2 separate regions of the Homo sapiens genome follow, and region 2 is linked to region 1. Evidence: read pairs that join two places in POLR2A ChIA-PET (ENCODE). Cell type or tissue: PC-3. All regions are shown on one strand. Each heading gives the region's core, and the rest is flanking DNA. Links, peaks and the distances in the headings are about the cores only. Region 1 holds the start of MIR1273C (microRNA 1273c). Region 2 has its middle 14 kb from the start of SCAF8.

The links. Peaks named below come from ENCODE experiments on the same cell type or tissue, not always from the same donor. Only the 100,000 strongest peaks of a DNase experiment are listed, where the experiment ranks them.
Region 2: POLR2A ChIA-PET joins it to region 1 with 6 read pairs; 2 of 35 experiments call an interaction of 5 or more read pairs at or near these places.

Annotation. Positions count from the first base shown.
Region 1 is chr6:154,849,043-154,859,303 of GRCh38, forward strand. MIR1273C (microRNA 1273c) reads left to right here and starts at 4,318; the gene lies at 4,318-4,394. In PC-3, for the core only: no CTCF peak of the experiment used is centred there; a DNase peak (open chromatin) is centred at 3,789; H3K27ac peaks cover 498 bases.
Region 2 is chr6:154,713,807-154,724,067 of GRCh38, forward strand. No RefSeq gene overlaps it. Among named protein-coding and RNA genes, the nearest start is that of SCAF8, 14 kb to the right of the region's middle. In PC-3, for the core only: no CTCF peak of the experiment used is centred there; a DNase peak (open chromatin) is centred at 7,875; H3K27ac peaks cover 377 bases.

The sequences.
Region 1 (10,261 bases), core at 767-8,766:
AATGATGTCGCCCACATTGGTCTTTGGAATGTGGAATCTTTTTTTTTTTGTCCTTTCATTAGTACATGTAGCAGATCTGAAAGAGAATTCAGCTTGAATTTTCTCTGTTTGGAAGAGAATTGGTAATGTATCCAAAGCACTTCTCTTTTCATACTCAAGTTAACTTCAAATGGTTGTAGAGCCTACAGGGATTTTATTTAGCCATAATGAAACTGATTATGACCAACAGTTGGCTTCTAATAACAAATGTTACATTTTTGAAAATGTGCAGATTTTGAGGTTTATCACAGGTGAGAATCTGTCCTATCTGAGATTGTTGTTTCAGCATATTTTAGAGTGATACTCACGTTGAGATGCATTAGATCTCTTAAGGAAAATTGCTAAGTGCAAATTCAGTTCTGTGAGCTGCACATAAAGGTGCTTCAGTCACTTTGTGATTGTAGGAAAAAGAGAACTTTCTAGGGCATGGTTTTATAGTTTTATGTCTTTGGAGGTTTTTGGTTTGTTGTTACTGTTTTTAATGATTCCGCTCTGTCACCCAGGCTGGAGTGCAGTGGTACAATCATAGCTTGCTTCAGCCTTGAACTCCTGGGCTCAAGTGATCCTCCCACCTCAGCCTCTCAAGTAGCTGGGATTACAGGTGGGGGCCACTGTGCTGGCTGGGAGATATTTAAAGACATAAGTTTCTCTCAGATCACTTTCCTTGTTAATAATGCTGACAAATGCTAGGAGTTGTTATCTTACATCTGGTCTCTTCACTTTTATGAGTGCCATGGAACTCATAAGCTGTATTGTGAGCAAGTGTATTTTCAACCTTCTCAGGAAGTTTAAGATTGTTAAAACAAATTTTTAAGAAGTAAAGACTGTATTTAGAAGATAAAGTTGAAGGGAGATTCAATTAGTTACAACATCTTTGGATCCGTTGTTTCTTACAGTGTGCAGTAATTAAGCTTTCAGGACACAAGGTACAAATACTAGTAATAATACGGACTCATCTCCAAAAGTATAGGAAAGTTAATGTGACAGTGTTTCAAAGATGATGCCTAATTTTAAACACCAGATTATTTTTGTGTCTTAAAAATCAAAGTTTTGATTGTAATGGATAGGGTTTGGGGTAAATAAAATATAGAAGCCTTCCTATTGAAGACTTTACAAAATTATCATCAAATTGTATACTCTGGTTAAAAAAAGATAGATTCAATTTCTAACCTTAAAACTCTTCTTTGGGCAAACAAAAAGGTGGGTTCTCAGGGTCAGAACACTTTTCAGGATGACCCCATTTCTTAAGTTGTTGGAAATAATATTTTGATAAGGTCCTTCAGTTCCTTCTTCATGCCTCAGGTTCCTTTTGTGTACTGTTTTGTGGAGAGCCCATAAAGAGACGAGACATACACTTGCCTTTTAAGTCTGGGAGGAGGAAAAGTATTTCTGATACCCAGTTTTGCCTTCCCGTAGGTGAATTTCACCAAGTTACTTCAAAACTTTTCTACTCACCACAACACATGCCACCTTTACCATCTTACTCCCCTCCCAGCAGAGAAACTTGCCTCTTTTCCTTATGTAACTAGTAGATGGGACTATAGTAATTTGTTTCAGTAACCTCTCAACTCATTTAAATGATCTGGTCTCTGCCTCAAGACCAGTGGTTCTCAGCTAGAGTTGATTTTGCTTTTTCTCCGCCCAGGGGACAGTTAGCAGTTTTTGGAGACACTTTCTGGTTATCACAACTTGGTGTGGGGTACTGCTGGCATCCAGTGAATATTAGAGATTAGGGTGCTGCTAAATATTCTATAGCGCATAGGGTGGCACCACCCCATAACAAAGAACTGTCCCCAAATGTCCGGAGTGCCCAGGCTGGGAAACCTTGCTCTAGTTTTAGACATAACACGCTGTAGGTCCTGAGCAAATTTTTAATTATCCTGGTTCACTCAGAACACTGCATCATCAAATGTCTTCTCTTTCCTGTATTTTTTAATTTTTTATTATTATTTTTAGATGGAGTTTCACTCTCGTTGCCCAGGCTGGAGTGCAATGGTGCATCTCAGCTCACTGCAACCTCCGCCTCCTGGGTTCAAGTGATTCTCCTGCCTCAGCCTCCCGAGTAGCTGGGATTACAGGCATGCGCCACCACGCCTGGCTAATTTTGTGTTTTTAGTAGAGACGGGGTTTCTCCATGTTGGTCAGGCTGGTCTTGAACTCCCGACCTCAGGTGATCCGCCTGCCTCGGCCTTCCAAAGTGCTGGGATTACAGGCGTGAACCACCGCGCCCAGCCTTCCTGTATTTTTTTAAAACTCTCTCTCTTCACTGACACCAGGTGTTGCTATTAATGTGCTCAAATCTCTCACTTATAAAAAAGAATAAAACCTCTCTCTTTTCTAGTTACTGGTCTGTTTATTCTTTTGTAGAATGATCTTTGGGAAGAGTGTTTTCATTTATCCCAGTCTCTTCATCTTTTATTCCTTAGTGCACTGTCGTTGACTTTTGACCCCACCAATCCATTGAAATTTCTTTCCAAAGTCACTAGTGATCTATTGACCAAATCTAGCAGCCATTTTCATTGCTTATCTTACTTGATAGCACCACAGATTTAATGTTAGTGACTACTTTCTTGAAACTACTCCCTTGACTTTGCAGACCACTCTCCTGTGCCCATCGTCAGTGTTTCTTTTTTGAATTCTACAACTTCCCATGTGGTTCCATCTGTTCACACATGTTCATGCCCACATGAGCTCACTTAGGACCAACATACCAGTGAGTACACCATTGATACTCAGGTCTGCCTGACTTTCTACCTAGATAGCTTATAAGTATCTCAGGCTTAATCTCTATATTTTCTCTTCCTAATTCCCGCCAAAAATGTTTTCTCTTTTCCCAGTGGTTGACATTCCCATTCTTTCCATCTCCCAAGTTAGAGACTAGGAAACTATTCTCTTTTGCTCTCATCCCTTAGTAACAAAGTGGTTAGGATTTTTACTCACTAAACATAACTGAAATTTGCATTTCCATTGCCTTTGCCTTGGTTCAGTCCTGTTTTTTGCGGGGGACGGAATTTCGCTCTTGTTGCCCAGGCTAGAGTGCAGTGGCATGATCTTGGCTCACTGCAACCTTTGCCTTCCAGTTTCAAACGATTCTCCTGCCTCAGCCTCCCAAGTAGCTGGGATTACAGGCGCATGCCACCATGCCCAGCTAATTTTTGTATTTTTAGTAGAGATAGGGTTTCACCATGTTGGCCAGGCTGGTCTCGAACTCCTGACCTCGTGATCTGCCCACCTTGGCCTCCCAAAGTGTTGGATTACAGGCGTGAGCCACTACGCCCGGCCTTGATTCAGTCCTTCGTTGACAGTTCCAGTGGCTTCAAAACTATCTTCCAGGCTCAACACTGACAAACACAACTTCTGCAATGCTTACCAGAGTAATTTTTCCAGAATTTTCCTAGGTGAAGAGAGAGCGTAGCATCTGGAGCTTACGTTGCCAGAGTTTGAATTGAGGGCAAATCATTTTTCTTTTTGGTGCTTCAGAATTCTCAGTGGGAATGAACATGTTAGTACCAATTTTATAAGGTTGATGTAGAGTTAAGTGACTGAGTACATGTAAAGCTCTTGAAACAGTTTCTGGGTAAATAATGTTAGCTGCTATTAGTTTATACGATCATTAATGTTGTAATACACATCTGAACACACCTACCAAAAGTTCTTCATTTCTGTGGTAACCTACCAAATAAAATTTAAACTGCTTATTCTGACTTGCTGGACTCATCATGACCTAACTCTGTTTACTTTTCCAGTTTCTTATCTGATCTCTGCTGTAAATACGATGTGTTTCAGCAATTTGATACCCTTAGCAGTTCCTCCAGAGTGCTTTTACTGCTTGACTGTTTCTTCTCCCTGAAATGCTGTCCCCATCTATACCGTATAGACTCCTACTTGTTGACCTGTTTGCTTTTTTGATTTTAAGCAAATGAGCTCTTTGAGGACAGAGATCTTATTAATGCTTATGTCTGACTCATAGTACACATTTAGTAAAAATTTGTTGAAAGCATAAATGAACATTTAAAAAACGAGAAGAGACTGGGCACAGTACACTCCCAGCACTTTGGGAGGCTGAGGTAGGAAGATTGCTTAAGCCCAGGAGATCGAGACCAGCCTGAGCAACAACGTAAGACTCCATCTCTACAAAAAACCTAAAAATATTAGCCAGGTATGGTGGTGTGCCCTGGTGGTTCCAGCTACTTGGGAAGCTGAGGTAGGCAGATCACTTGAAGATCAGTTGAGCCCAGGAGGTCAAGGCTTCAGTGAGCTATGTTCACGCCTCTGCACTGCAGCCTGGGCGACAAAACGAGACCCTGTCTTTTTTTTTTTCTGAGACAGAGTCTCGTTCTGTTGCCCAAGCTGGAGTGCATGATCTCACCTCTCTGCAACCTCCGCCTCAGTACCAAGTAGCTGGGACCACAGGTGCTTGCCACCATGCCTGGCTAATTTTTTTTTTCTTTTTTTCTCTGAAGACGGGGTTTCACCATGTTGGCCAGACTGGTCTTGAACTCCTGACCTCAGGTTATCCACCTGCCTTGGCCTCCCGAAGTGCTGGGATTACAGGCGTGAGCCACTGCACCCAGCCCAAGACCCTGTCTTCAAAACAAAACCTAGAAGAATCAAACCACTGAAATCTGGAAAAATTAGTTACTTGCTACACAAAGCCTTGCACCAGCAACTTCAGCATCACTTGGAAGCTTATGATGCTCAGAATCTTAGGCTCCATCCCAGAGTCACCGAATCAGGATCTGCGTTTTTAAAAGATCCTCAAGTGATTCATAGGTGTGATAAAATTTAGTTGTAGTTCATTTATCTTTTCCCCAACAAACACAAGTTTTCATATATTCGAAGTCTTATTTTTGATGTTACTATAGATTAAAAGAATTTTGTAAATAAGCTTAGTGACAAGAAAAGTGAAACAAATTTAAAAATAGCAGTTAAACTGAATAATGATTTTGTTTCCTCCTAAGACAACAGTTAGCAGAAGTCATATGTACAGTTGTTTCTGAAGGTGAGATCATTTTTTAACTAGAGCTGCTCCATGGTGTATTTAAGAGTTTTATTTGATACCATCTCTGGTAATATTAGAGCCTTGAGAGCATGTCTCATATGAATATTTTTATTTTGCCTATAGATTGAATTTCATGAAATGTTGAGGTGGAAGTCTGTGGATTAGGACTGAGGGAATACCTTCTTTGGTTCTTTCTGATTTTTTGACAGGCTTCCCTAAGTTTGTCCTAGGCCTCACTCTACCTTAGTAGATACTGGCAATGTGCCCATTAGGAGAGAATAGAATTCAGTAAAATGTGAAAGGTTTTTAAAAAGTGTCATTGATAAATAAGATGAAAAGATTGGAAACCATCAAAGCTTTATTACTTAAAAGTTAACGTAGGCACTATGTTCAGCTCAAGTACCTTAAGAGGTATGTCTTCGTGCTTACACATCAACATACAGAGGTTAATGTTGTTATATGGCACAACTTTTGTGTAGGAAATGTTTCAGTCACAGTATTAAAGTTTCTATTAAAATATTTCTAAAAATATGGGAAATGTGACATTTTAAATTAATGGGCCTGAAAAAAATAGCTTAAAGTTAAATGTTTTTATCGGATTATAAGAGTTCCAAGTTTCTTTCTAGATTATTTGAAATAGTTTACAAAATGCTATTTTAAACAGACTTTCAACCTGTTTCAAAACTCAAATATAGATGCCTGAGGGTTGAGAGAAAGAGAGTGTGTTACCACATGTTTATCATTGGAATGTAGAAACAAATTCATACTCAATTCAGCAAATACTTATTGAATAATATATATATTTCAGATGCCTTGATAAAAATTGGTGACAGTAGGTAATTGAGAAAGATATTACGTTATTGACAGAACACAGTTCCTGCCTTCAAGGAGTTTACCTTTTAGTGAGAAACAACCAGTAAATTCTATTTCAATATAATGTATGAATTGCTGTAACAGATTGGGTACGTAAGATACAGCTAGAACATAGAGAAAGGATGCTAGTTGCTAGATTTTCATTAGAAGATGCATTTTTGTTTCAGCAAATTAACTTCCTAAGTCTCAATATCCTCATCTATAAAACTAGAAATAAAAAGTACCTGGAAGACTCATTTTGAGGGTCAAATGAAAATACATGTGCAGTGCTTAGTACAATACATAAAACAGACTGCATAATAAATGTTGACTGCTGCTAATACTTAGTGGCCATTACTTAGGAAATCTTTCCTTCTGTCTTTGTGATTTCTGCTTCCCTTTCTTCTTTATTTATTTATTTTATTTTTAATATTCGTAGCCCTAGTCCATGGATTTGAAGGAAACATTGCTAAAATCATGGAGGTAAAATTTAGGTTTCTTTGGACATTTCTTTTCTCCTATTGTCCCTTCCCTGCCCACCCAACATGAATAACCCTAGTCTCCTCTTTAACTTTTGAAAGTTTCCGGAACAGTAATGGTAGGGTCCTTTTACAGCATGATGTCACGTGTTACTCAAGACTTGTACTGTCCAGTATGGTAGCCTTTAGTCACCTATTGCTATTTAAATTTATAAAAAATTAAAAATTCAGTTCCTCAGTCACACCAGTCACACTTAAATGCTCAACAGCCACATTAGCTAGTGCCTACCAAATTGAGCGGCACAAGTACAGAACATTTCCAGGAGGTCCTATTTTATAGCGTTACTCTAGAAGAGCAATTGCTGATAACATAGGCTGTTTACCTTAATTAAAATTATATGATTCAGAATTCTCTGTCCCAAACTATATTTAAATTTTTTTTTTTTTTTAATTCTCACTTCTGGTTAGTTTCCATTAAGGAGTTACCATGCTTCACAATGCTGATTCTTATTTTTATAAATATAAACTCTACATTGGTATTTCAATTTGTGTTTTAAGTCTTACTAAAATGTCTTGGGGTGTTTTTTTCAAATATAATTCAGTGAAGTTTTCAGACTCTTTTAAGTCACATCTTTAAAATGCTATTTCTGATTAAAGATAACGTAACATAATGTTGCGATAAATATGTATTCTGCTCTACAATAAATATATAGACTGCTTTACTCCCTTCTTTCTTCTTCAGTCTTTTATGTATTATATTTGCCTTTTCTGAGCAATTCAGCTTGCTTTTTCCAAATACAGTATTCAGTTAGGGTGTTTCATACACCAGCTGCCATTTACATCTATGTTATTACCTATGGCAGACACCTACACATGCTGACAGACAATTTTAAGTCAGTCAGTCCATCCTTAAGGTTACCAAAAGACCAGAAAGATTATCTACTGACTGCTGCTGGGCAGATTTTACACTGAGTTTGAAGTGTTCAGTTATATATAACATTCTGGCTCAGTTCGTCAAGAACTCATCCATAATTCTTCCTGGAAGTGTCCTCATGTGCAACTGTCAGGATCTTTCCAGAGAGACTTTTAAAAAAATTCTGTAACCCTAAAAATGATGTTTGCTACTTTTTGATTTGTTGCAATATAAACAGGTAATATTTACAGACAATATAAGTAAATACTGAGTTCCTTTTCATACTATGAACTACGTTATTGCTATGTTGACCTGTTGAGTTCACTGTATACTTTATGAAGCCATATTCTCAACAATATATCATGATATCAATGATCTTTAGTAATTAGTCTTTTATTCTGAAAGATTGGGCACCAGATCAGAGTTGAAGAGAAAGTGAATAAGCCTTTAATGTTTTAACAATATCTTGGAGTTTGAAAACACCATAGAGATCACTGGCTGTATTTTTTAGAAAAGAAAAAATTTAAAAGAAATTGTGACTTATAGTCATGGGCCTACGTAGCAGTTTTCTTTTTTAATGTATACTTTATTCCATATAAGTTGGTATATAATGTTTACAATTTACACATCTCTATAGAAATGCAATGAACAAATTTGAATTCAGAGAGACTCAAAGAGGGCCAGTTACTTCATGTCTCATTGTCTCAGTTTTTTTTTTTTTTAATGTAAAATGGGCCAATTATTGTGTTGAGCTTAAGTGTTTGTTTTGAAGACCTAAAGAGTAATGCATGGTACTAACACATGCCACAGCATGGTTGAATCTTGATGATACTGTGCTAAGTAAAAGAAGCCAGACACAGGCTGGACGCGGTGGCTCACGCCTGTAATCCCAGCACTTTGGGAGGCTGAAGTGGGTGGATCACTTGAGGTCAGGAGTTTGAGACCAGCCTGACCAACATGGTGGAACCCTGTCTTTACTAAAACTACAAAAAAATTAGCTGGGCGTGGTGGTGTGCGCCTGTAATCCCGGCTACTTGGGAGGCTGAAACAGGAGAATCGCTTGAACTTTGGAGGCAGAGGTTGCAGTGAGCCGAGATCGTGCCATTGCACTGCAGCCTGGGCGACGAGCTGAAACTCCATCACACACACACACACACACACACACACACACACACACACACACACACTGAAACTCCATCTCACACACACACACACACAGACACAAAAGATCACATATTACGATTTATTTATATGAAATGTCCAGAAAAGCCAAGTCAGTAGAGACAGAAAATAGATAAGTGGTTACCAGTGGCTTAGGGGTGAGGGGGTGGGAAAGAATGGAGAGTGACTGCCGATGGGTACAGTTCCCTTTCAGCATGATGACAATGTTCTGAAATTCGTGGTGGTGGTGGTGGTTATACATCTTTGTCAACATACTTAGAACTACTGAGTTGTACACTTGATAAAGGTGAAATGTATCATATGCGAATTGATACCTCACTAAGAAGAAAAACAGTAATGCATGTAAAGTACTTAGCAGGTACCTGTTACATAATAAGCTTTTTTTTTTTTTTTTGGGACGGAGTCTCATTCTGTCACCCAGGCTGGAGTGTGGTGGTGCAATCTCAGCTCACTGCAACCTCCGCCTCCCAGGTTCAAACGATCCTCCCGCCTCAGCCTCCCAAGTAGTTGGGACTACAGGCATGCGCCACCGTGCCCGGCTAATTTTTGTATTTTTAATAGAGACAGGCTTTCACCATGTTGGCCAGGCTGTCTCAATAAGCTGTCTTTATAAAGATTTTTGGCTACAGTTATTAGGAACCATTTGTGAATTTTAAGAAAAGAATGCAGAAAAACTAGGAAGTATAGGCTGGGCGGGGTGGCTCACGCCTGTAATCCCAGCAGTTTGGGAGGCCGAGGCAGGTGGATCACCTAAGGTCAGGAGTTCGAGACCAGCCTGGCCATCATGATGAAACCCCATTTCTACTACAGATACAAAAATTAGCTGGGCATGGTGGCGGGCGCCTTATAATCCCAGCTGCTCGGGAAAGTGAGGCAGAAGAATCGCTTGAACTCGGGAGTCGGAGGTTGTGGTGACCTGAGATCGCATCATTGCACTCCAGCCTGGGAAACAAGAGTAAGACTCAGTCTCAAAAAAAAAAAAAAAAAAAAAAAAAAAGAAAAGAAAAGAAAAACTGGAAAGTGTAATATTTAGTATTGTATTTTATTTTACTACCTGAAATACAAATAATTTAACCACTAATGGCATATTTTAATTACTTTTTCAGCAGTAGAATATAAAAAAGATATTTACTAACACTAGTTTCCAAATTCAGGTAATCATAGTGAGTTTTTTGCAAGAAAGAATCCCATGTTTTAGTCAGTATTACAGTACTATTTCAATACTTTTCTTAATATGAATATATAAGCCATTAAAATGGCAGATTATATGTTGTATACATTTTACCATATTTTTAAAAATAATAAATACTAAGTCTTGTAAGAGCTTTTAATCCTTGAGAAGCCTTCTTTCTCTGTGTATTGTCCTGTCCTTTTTATTATTTCAGAAAAAGGTAATCATAGTGATAGAAATCTTTAATGATGGCAGTTTATATGTATCTTTAGTTTGTGGCTTTTAAAATGAAAATTATTACAGCTGATATCTAATATACGTATCTACTAGGTACTGAATAGGGCACCCACGGGAAGTAAATTCCATACCTTAAATTAATCTCATGTTGTTAGTGTGATAAAATAGAACACTCAGTGTTGTTGGTCTGGGGGAAAGTGATGTTTTAGCTTCGCTTCTCAGCTGTCATAGTGGTGCCAGTAACTTATAGAGTAGAAAATGCTCTGGTTAACTCGCAGAATCTGGAATAAAGAGCTGCTATAGATCTTCGTGTGATGCTAGTAGCAGAAAAAAGATAGTTTTTGTTTTAAGGGCTTACATAAGGTAGTTGAGGACAAATTGTTTTA
Region 2 (10,261 bases), core at 1,478-9,477, 130 kb before region 1:
AAAGTTACTTTGATAAGTGTCTGGATTTCTGTATTTTTTTTTTAAAAGAATGTTGAATTATGTTTTGGCAGGCAGTTGAGTCACTTGCTTTGTTAGGGTAGGTCTAGTTGTTCAAGGGCTAAATGTAACCTCAAGTATTCAACAAGATTTCTCTGTTGTGGCTAATCACAACTCTCAAACATCTTTTGGCTCTGGGAACTGTTCAGCTTTCAGCAGCCGTTAACTAGTTTTCTTTGCCTGACCTTGTGGTGTTCCATGCTATGCATGTGCTGCTTTATATTCAGCCAGAAACTCAAGGTGGCCTCTGTGCAGATTTCCAGAGCCCTTTCTCTGCATAACTAACTCCTCTCTACTACTCTGCTCTGCAAATTCCGGCCACCTCAACCTTTCCAAAATCTGATCTGTCTCCTTAATTCAGCAAGACTTCTATGCTTTGTTTGGGTTCCCCCTTCCTATAATGTGATTCAGAAAGAGCTACTAGGCAGAAAGCAGAAGTATTGTTGTGATAACATCTTTGTTTTCCTGCTCTATTCTTCAATGTCCAATTGTCCAATATCTAGTTGTTCCATATAGTGTGTGTACATTTTCTGGTTATTTATACAAGAGGGTGCTGTGGTTTGAATGTGTCCTCCAAATTTCATGCGTTGGAAACTTAATCCTCAAATCCATACGTTGATTGAAGGTGGTATCTTCAGAAAGTAATGAGGATTAGGTAAGGTCATCAGGGTGAGGGCCCCATGATGCAACTGATGGCTTTATAAGAAGAGGAAGCAATGGCCAGCCATGGTGGCTCATGCCTGTAATCCCAGCACTTTGGGAGGCCAAGGCAGGTGGATCACCTGAGGTGAGGAGTTCAAGACCAGCCCAGTCAACATGGTGAAACCCCATCTCTACTAAAAATACAATGTTAGCTGGGTGTGGTGGCGCATGCCTGTAGTCCCAGCTACTCAGGAGGCTGAGACAGGAGAATCGCTTGAACCTGGGAGGCGGAGGTTGCAGTAAGCAGAGATTGCGCCACTGTACTCCAGCCTGGGTGACAGAGTGAGACTCCATTTCAAAAATATATAAAATAAAATAAAAATAAAGAGGAAGCAAGACTTGAGCTTATATACACACTCTTGCTCTCTCCCCATATGATGCTCTCTGCCATGTTCTGACACAGCAAATAGGCCCTCACCAGATGCCAGTGCCATGTTCTTGGACTTCCCAACATCTAGAACCATGAGCCAAATAAACTTCTTTTCTTTATAAATTACCTAGTCTATGGTCTGTTGTAGCAACAGAAAACGGATTAAGACAGAGGGCAAATATAGTTCCAGGTATTCTGTCATGGCAGGAAGTATAACACCCTCTACTGTTTTAGTTGCTATTTCACATGGTATTTTCCAAAATTAATTACATTTTCAAATATAACTTCCATATGTGGTCATATGGAAATGTAATTGTCTTGAACTCTTATTAATTCTATAATTTATCTGTAGACATTTTATAAGTTTTCTATATAGACATTTGTGTCAAAAATAATATTTTTTCTTTTTTGCTTTGGAATTTTAATTTTTTTCTTGCTGTATTGGCTTGGGTTTCCACAATAATGTAGAATAGAAGTGGTAATAGTGGATATTCTTTCTTATTCCTGCTTTTTAAAGGAATGTTTTAAGCATTAATATCACACATGATGTTTGCTATAGCTCTTTTTTAGATCCCAATGAAATAGATTAAATAAGTTGTCTTTTAAAATTAGTTCATGGGTTATTTTTGCGGTAAACTGAAAAAAAATCCCCCTCCTTCCAGTTATGTTTACTTCCTTTTTTCTTTTTTCTAATTTTTTTTTTCTTTTCCTCTGTCACCCAAGCTGGAGTACAGTGATGGTATCACAGCTTATAGCAGCCTTGATACCTGGGGTCAAGTGATTCTCTCACTTCAGCCTCCCAAGTAGCTGGGACCAAAGGCATGCACCACCATATCCAGATAATTTTTTTTGCTTTTTTTTTTTTTTTTTGAGACAGGGTCTTGCTCTGTCACCTAGGCTGGAGTGCAGTGATGCAATCTTGGCTCACTGCAACTTCTGCCTCCCGGGTTCAAGGAATTCCCCTGCCTCAGCCTCCTGAGTAGCTGGGATTACAGGCAAATGACACCATACCCAGCTAATTTTTGTATTTTTAGTAGAGATGGGGTTTCACCATGTTGGCCAGGCTGGTCTCGAACTCCTGACCTCAAGTGATCCACCTGCCTTGGCCTCCCAAAGTGTTGAAATTACAGGTGTGAGCCACCACACCTGGCTTTTTTTGCATTTTGTGTAGAGATGGGGTTTCACCATGGTGCCTAGGATGGTCTCAAACTCCTGGGCTCAAATGATATTCCTGCCTCTGCCTCCCAAGTGCTAGGACTATAGGCATGAGCCACCACGCCCAGCCCAATATTTACTTTCTAATCTCTAGAACCTGTGAATATTATCTTACACGGCAAATAGAGCAAAATTACGTGTCTTAGTTATTTTGTGTTGCTATAAAAAATACCTGAGGTTCCTGGTAGGAAAAAAAAAAAATAATATTTAAAAAAATACCTGAGGCTGGGAAATTTATAAAGAAAATAGGTTTATTTGGTTTGCTGTTCTGCAGGCTGTACAAGAAGTGTGGTGCTGACATCTGCTCCTCGGCTTCTGGTGTGGCCTTCGGCTGCTTCCATTCATGGCAGAAGGCACAGGGAAGCCTCATGTGCAGAGATCACATGGTGAGAGAGGAAGCAAGAGAGCAAGTTGGAGCCGGGCGTGGTGGTTCATGCCTGTAATCCCAGCACTTTGGGAGGACGAGGTGGGTGGATCACCTGAGGTCAGGAGTTTGAGACCAGCCTGGCCAACGTGGCGAAATCCTGTCTCTACTAAAAATACAAAAAATTTAGCCAGGTGTGGTGACGGGTGCCTGTAATCCCAGCTGCTGGGAAGGCTGAGGCAAGAAAATCGCTTGGACACGGGAGTCAGAGGTTGCAGTGAGCCAAGATTGTGCCACTGCACCCCAGCCTGGGCCACAGGGTGAGACTCTGTCTCAATTAAAAAAAAAAAAAAAAAAAAAAAAACAGAGCAAGGCGGGAGGTGCCAGGCTCTTTTTAACAACCAGCTCCTATGGGAACTAGTAGAGCAAGAACTCACTCACTTCCTCCCCTCCCCTTCAGGGAGGACATTAACCTATTCATGAAGGATCTGTCCCCATGACCAAACACCTCCCACTAGGCCCCACCTCCAACATTAAGGATCAAATTTCAACATGAGGTTTGGAAAGTCACATGTTCAAACTACAGCATTGTTGGCCAGATGCAGTGGCTCAAGCCTGTAATCCTACCATTTTGGGAGGCTGAGGCAGGCAGATCATCTGAGGTCAGGAGTTCAAGACCAGCCTGGCCAACAAGGTGAAACCCTGTCTCTACTAAAAATACAAAAATTAGCCAGGTGTGGTGCCATGTGCCTGTAATCCCAGCTACTGGGGAGGCTGAGGCAGGAGAATCACCTGAACCCAGGAGGCAGAGGTTGCAGTGAGCCGAGATCATGCCACTGCACTCCAGCCTGGGTGACAGAGCGAGACTCTGTCTCAAAAACAAAACAAAACAAAAATCCTATAATATTGCTTTATGTAGTAAAAGATATGACTAAGTTAAGGGTTTTCAGAGGAAGAGTTTATCCTGGATTATTTGGGTGGGCCCTAAATATGGTCACACAAATTCTTTTCTTTTTTTTTTTTTTTGAGATGGAGTGTCACTCTATTGCCCAGGCTGGAGTGCAGTGGCGTGATCTCGGCTCACCAAAACCTCAGTTTCCTGGTTTCAAGCATGTCTCGTGCCTTAGCCTCCTGAGTAGCTGGAATTCCAGGTATGCACCACCAAGCCCAGTTAATTTTTGTATTTTTAGTAGAGGCAGGGTTTCACCATGTTGGCCAGGCTGGTCTCAAACTCCTGGCCTCAAGTGATGCACCTGCCTCGGCCTCCCAAAGTGCTGAAATTACAGATGTGAGCCCAGCCACAAATTCTTTTAAAAGAGAGGCAGAGCAAGATTTTACACAGACAGACACAGAGGAGAAGGCCACGTGAAGACAGAGTCAGAGATTGGAGTGATGTGGCCACAAGCCAAGGAATGCTCCAGAAGCTGAGAAAGGCAAGGAACAGATTCTCCCATAGAGCTTCTGAAGGGAGGCTGACCCTGCCAACACCTTGATTTTGGACTTCTAGCCTTCAGAACTTTGAGAAAATAAATTCTGTTTAATTGCCAAATTTATAGTAATTTGTTATAGCAGCCACTGACAACTAATATTTTGATTTAATAAATGATGCTTAATCACATCTGATATGGTTTGGCTCTGTATCTCCACCCAAATATCACCTTAAATTGTAGTTCCCATAATCTCCATGTGTCATGGGAGGGACAGAGCAGGAGGTAATTTAATCACGGGGGTGGTTGCCCTCATGCTGTTCTCTTCATAGTGAGTGAGTTCTGCCAAGATCTGACAGTTTTATCGGGGCTTTTCCCTCTTTTGCTCAGCAATTCTCCTTCCTGCCGCCATGTGAAGAAGGACATGTTTGCTTCTCCTTCCACCATGATTGTAAGTTTCCTGAGGCCTCCCCAGCCCTGCAGAACTGTAAGTCAATTAAACCTCTTCTTCTATAAATTACCCAGTCTTGGGTACGTCTTTATTAGCAGTGTGAGAACAGACTAATACAACATCAGATGCATTTTTTGCATCTACTGATATAATTTTTCTCTTTTAATTTCTTAATGTGAATTATATCAATGGATTTTTCTAATGTCAAAGCAATTCTACATTCCTACATGAAGTCCAACTGGCTCATGATCTATATCTGTATGTATGTATGTTTCATCTGTCTTTTCTGCTGATTCTCATTCATGGTATATGACTTCCTCATCAGCTTAATTATTTTTACTATGTAATATGTAATACTCATTTTGGTAGGCAGAATAATGCCCTCCCCACAAGATGTCCACATCCTAATCTGCATGAATGGCAAAAGAGAATTTACAGATGTAATTAAACTCAGGGTCTTGAGTTGCAGAGATTATCCTGGATTACCTGTGTGAACCCAATGTAATCACATAAATAAGTCCTTATAAATGAAAGAGGGAGGCAGGAGATGTGAGAGAAAGAAGTGTGACTAGGGAAGTTATGGCAGAGAGACTTGATGTGAGAAGGACTTGAGCCATCCTTACTGGCTTTAAAGATTCATTAAGGTACCACTAGCCAAGGAATGCAAGAAGCTCTTAGAAACTGGAAAAGGGCAAGGTAGTGGATTCTGCCCTAGAAGCTCCTGTCAGAAGAAAAGCATCCCTGATGACATCTGGATTTTAGTCCAATGAGACGAGTATGGACTCCTGACTTCAAGAGCTGTAAGATAATAGGCCAGGCACAGCAGCTCATGCCTGTAATTCCAGTACTTTGGGAGGCCGAGGCAGGTGGATCACCTTAGATCAGGAGTTTGAGACCAGCCTGGCCAACATGGTGAAACCCTGTCTCCACTAAAAATACAAAAAAAAATTAGCTGGGCGTGGTGACGGGCGCCTGTAATCCCAGCTAATCAGGAGGCTGAGGCAGGAGAATCACTTGAACCTGGGAAGCAGAGGTTGCAGTGAGCCGAGATCACGCCTTTGCAGTCCTTCAGCCTGGGTGACAAGAGTGAAACTCTGTTTCAAAAAAAAAAAAAAAAAAAAGAGCTGTAAGATAATAAATGTGTGTTATTTTAAGTCACCAAGTTTATGGTAAGTTGTTACAGCAACAATGGAAAATTAACACACTCATTATCCTTGAGAATTTATTTGCAGGATTTCCTTATAGCTTTAGATGAAGGAGCAGTCCTGCAGAGAGGTCTTGCATTGACTTATCCTAGGTGCCTAAGGGCACTATTCTGAGAACACTTTAAACTACATTTAGGGCTTAAGGTAATGCACTTTTGTTTTTTTTTTTTTGAGAGGGTCTCGCTCTGCACCCAAGCTGAGTGTGGTGGTGCAATCTCAGCTTACTGCCGCCTCTACCCGCTGGTCTCTTCCACCTCAGCCTCCCCAGCAGCTGGGACCACAGATGGGGACCACCAAGCCTGGCTATTTTTTGTATTTTTTATGGAGATGAGGTCCCCCTATGTTGCCCAGGCTAATCTTGAACTCTGGGGCTCAAGTGATTCTCCTGTTTGGCCTCCCAAAGTACTGGGATTACATGCATGAGCCACCACACCTGGCCAGGTAATATACTTTTGAGCTGCAAATCCATGCAGAGGCTAGGCTGTGTTATACTTCTCAGCACTGTCCCGTCTTTGCTCTCTTTAGACAAACAAATTTTTCTCAGAGTCCCCTAGGGTAGAGAAAGGAATGAATTTACTTCTGTTTTGCCCTAATCCTGGGCTGTAGCCCTTTGAGGGGGCCAGCTTGATATGAGGAGACTCCCAAATCAGCCTTCCCAACATGTAGTCCCCCTAGGCTTTGACTCTTGCCCCCTTTACCCCAGGAGACTATCAAAACCCAAAGTTCAAGTTTGTCTAAAATGGAAACTGCTCTCGAGGAACAGTCAGTTTCAGGTTCTACTTGCCTGTCTGAGTTCTTACTTTTAGGATTTGTCCTGCTTTTAGTGATTTCAAAGTTTTTAAGATTTCTTTCCTTCCTTTCTTCCTTCCTCCCTCCCTCCCTCCCTCCCTTCCTTTCTTCCTTCCTCTCTTTTTTTTTTTTTTTTTTTTTTTTTGGAGTTTCATTCTTGCCCAGGCTGGAGTGCAGTTGTGTGATCTCCGCTCACTGCAACATCTGCCTCCTGGGTTCAAGCGATTCTCCTGCCTCAGCCTCCCAAGTAGCTGGGACTACAGGTGTGAACCACCACTCCTGGCTAATTTATATGTTTTTAGTAGAGATGGGTTTTCACCATGTTGCTCAAGCTGGTCACCAACTCCTGACGTCAGGTGATCCCCCCACCTCAGCCTCCCAAAGTACTGGGATTACAGGCGTGAGCCAATCACCTGGCCTTTATTCTTTATTTCTGTTTTTGTTTTAGAGATGAAGTCTTTCTCTGTCACCCATGCTGGAGTACACTGATGTGATCAGAGCTCACAGTACCTTGAACTCCTGGGCTTCAGTGATCCTCCTGCCTGGGACTCCCAGAGCACTGGGATTATGGGTGGGAGCCACCTTGCCTGGCCAGATTTTTTTCCTTTTAGCCAGCATTTGTTGTTTTTTTCAGTAATGGGGCTGGTCTGAATAACCCAGTCCACCATATTCCAGGAAATCTATTGAAAATTTTATATTCTGAATCTGTCAGTTCCACCAGCTGAACATTTTGCTGGTCTGATTCTGCTGTCTGTTGCTTCTGTTGGCTTTTACTCATGATGCTTTGTTTTCCTGTTAAATAGTTAATTGTAATTTTATTTGCTTTCCTTTTTTTTTTTTTTTTTTTTTGAGACGGAGTCTCACTCTGTCGCCCAGGCTGAAGTGCAGTGGCGTGATCCCAGCTCAATGCAACTTCCACCTCCCAGGTTCAAGTGATTCTCTTGCCTCAGCCTCCCAAGTAGCTGGGATTACAGGAGTGCATCACCATGCCCAGTTAATTTTTGTATTTTTATTAGGGACGGGGTTTTGCCACGATGGTCAGGCTGGTCTCGAACTCCTGACCTCAGGTGATCTGCCCACCTTTGCCTCCCAAAGTGCTGGGATTACAGGCGTGAGCTACTGTGCCCCATCTAAAGGTGCTTTCCTCTGAGAGAATTTGCAGATCCTCTGTCAATTGCCTGGAGGCATGGCAACCCAGTACCAAACGACTTTCTTTGCTTGAGGTTTTTCGCGTCACCCAAGAATTATGAATTGGACCACAAACTTGCATGAGGTATGACTTGTGGTTCAGAGGAATTTTTTTCCCCTCTCTCTCCATTAGTTCCGATGTTGAGACAGGCACATTTCTTTGCTGCTCCCCACCCACACCTACAGACGAGCTTTGTGTATTGTCCTCCATAAGTTGGTCATCTCATGTCCTGTATACTTGTCTTTGATGGCTATCAGAATCAAAGCTTGGTGACATCAGGGACTGGTAGATGATCACAGTATTCTGACATTTCAGGTCTTCCTTATTTCTCTGGATTCCTGCTTCCACTTGCTTGGCCTTTGAGGATTCTTTTTCATTTCTATCAAATGAAAGATGAATTTAAAAAGAAAATTTGGCCAGGCATGGTGGTGAACATCTGTAATCCCAGCACTTCCAGAGGTCAAGGTGGGAGGATTGCTTGAGCCTAGGAGTTTGAGGCTGCAGTGAGGTATGATCATGCCACTACATTCTAGCCTGTTTGATAGAGTCAGACCATGTCTCTAACAAGAGAAAATTTAGCCAAGCGCAGTGGCTCACACGTGTAATCTCAGCACTTTGGGAGGCCAAGGAGGGAGAAGTGCTTGAGCCCAGGAGTTTGGGACCAGCTTGAGCAACATAGTGAGACCTTGTCTCTACCAAAAAAAAAAAAAAAAAAAAAATTAGCCAGGTGTAGTGGCACAAACCTGTAGTCCTAGCTACTCAGGAGGCTGAGGCAGGAGGATTGCTTGATCCCAGGAGGTCGAGGCTGCAGTAAGCCATGATCACACCACTGCACTCCAACTGGGTGACAGGGCAAGACCCTGTCTCAAAGCAAAACAAAACTCAGTGAGATGCCCCTTCTCATCCACTAGGATGGACATGAAAGAAAAAAAATAAAACAGCCAAACAAACAAAACAGAAAAAGTACAAAAGAAAGTAAGTATTTTAATTAGTATTGATAGTTATACAACACAAGTATTTAGGAACTCTGGTCTGCCATTCTTCCAGAAATCTATCATTTTAAGGTGTCAACTGTCCCCGGGAGTTAAGAGGGCCATGATTGTAGATCCTAAAGACTATGCAGGGTGTCCTGACCCCAGAGATAAGATTAGGTTCCATTTCACCATCATTTTGTGCTTCAAATGCTAATTCTTTCAATGTCCACACTCGATTCTCTTTTATAACTCTTTGTGATTACTAATCCATTCTTCTCTACAAATCTTTTAAAATAAATCAAAACAAAAATGACAAGGTGGTAAGATGTATGCTTTTTTTTTTTTTTTTTTTTTTTTGAGATGGAGTCTCACTCTTGTCACCCAGGCTGGAATGGAGTGCAGTGCAGTGGCACCATCTCTTCTCACTGCAACCTCCACCTCCCAGGTTCAAGCAGTTCTCCTGCCTCAGCCTCCCAGATAGCTGAGATTCCAGGTGCCCGCCACCACACCTGGCTTATTTTTTGTATTTTTAGTAGAGATGGGGTTTCACTATGTTGGCCAGGCTGGTCTCGAACTCCTGACCTTGTGATCTGCCCACCTTGGCCTCCCAAAGAGCTGGAATTACAGGCGTGAGCCACTGCGCCTGGCCTCAAACCATTTTTTAAATGATGCCTGCCAAGGTCCAAACAATTTAACAAGTACTTATGTCCTAGCAACTTAGTAACCACTTGAAAAAAGTAATACACGTAAATAGAAGAAAATAATTTTTTTTTCTTTCTTTCTTTCTTTTTTTTTTGAGACAGAGTCTCGCTGTGTCACCCAGGCTGGAGTGGAGTGGTGCCATCTCAGCTCACTGCAACCTCCGCCTCCCTGGTTCCAGCGATTCTCCTGCCTCACCCTCCCCAGAAGCTGGGACTACAGGCATGTGCCACCACGCCCGGCTAATATTCGTGTGTGTGGTTTTTTTTTTTTTTTTTTTTTTTGTAGAGACAGAGTTTCACCATATTGGCCAGCCTGGTCTTGAACTACTGACCTCGTGATCCTCCTGCCTCAGCCTCCCAAAGTACTGGGATTACAGGCATGAGCCACTGCATCTGGCCTATTTTTTTCATTTTTAAATAAGCACAATGACATAACAATGGAGTGTGTATGCCTGTCCAGCACTTCACAACTCTCAAAGCCTTGAAATCAGATTGAACAATTCCACTCTTTTTTCTGCACACATCAATTTTCACTCACTATTTCCCTTTTATCCCAACAACTGTCAGAAACCCAACTTCACAAAGGAGTGAACATAGTACAATCTGATGCTGAAATTGTGAATTCCCTTGAGCTAGTAGTTCCTGTGGTGTCTGAAGCATTGGTATGTTTCCCTGGACATCTTCTCTGTTCCTTCTATGGTTCATTCCTTTGAATTTGTTGCTGTGCCTCAGGACACACTGGAGCATAGTTTAGCAACCATGCTCTTAACCCTTTGGCCCTTTTAACTACTATTTTCTCTTTCTCTTCTCTACAACT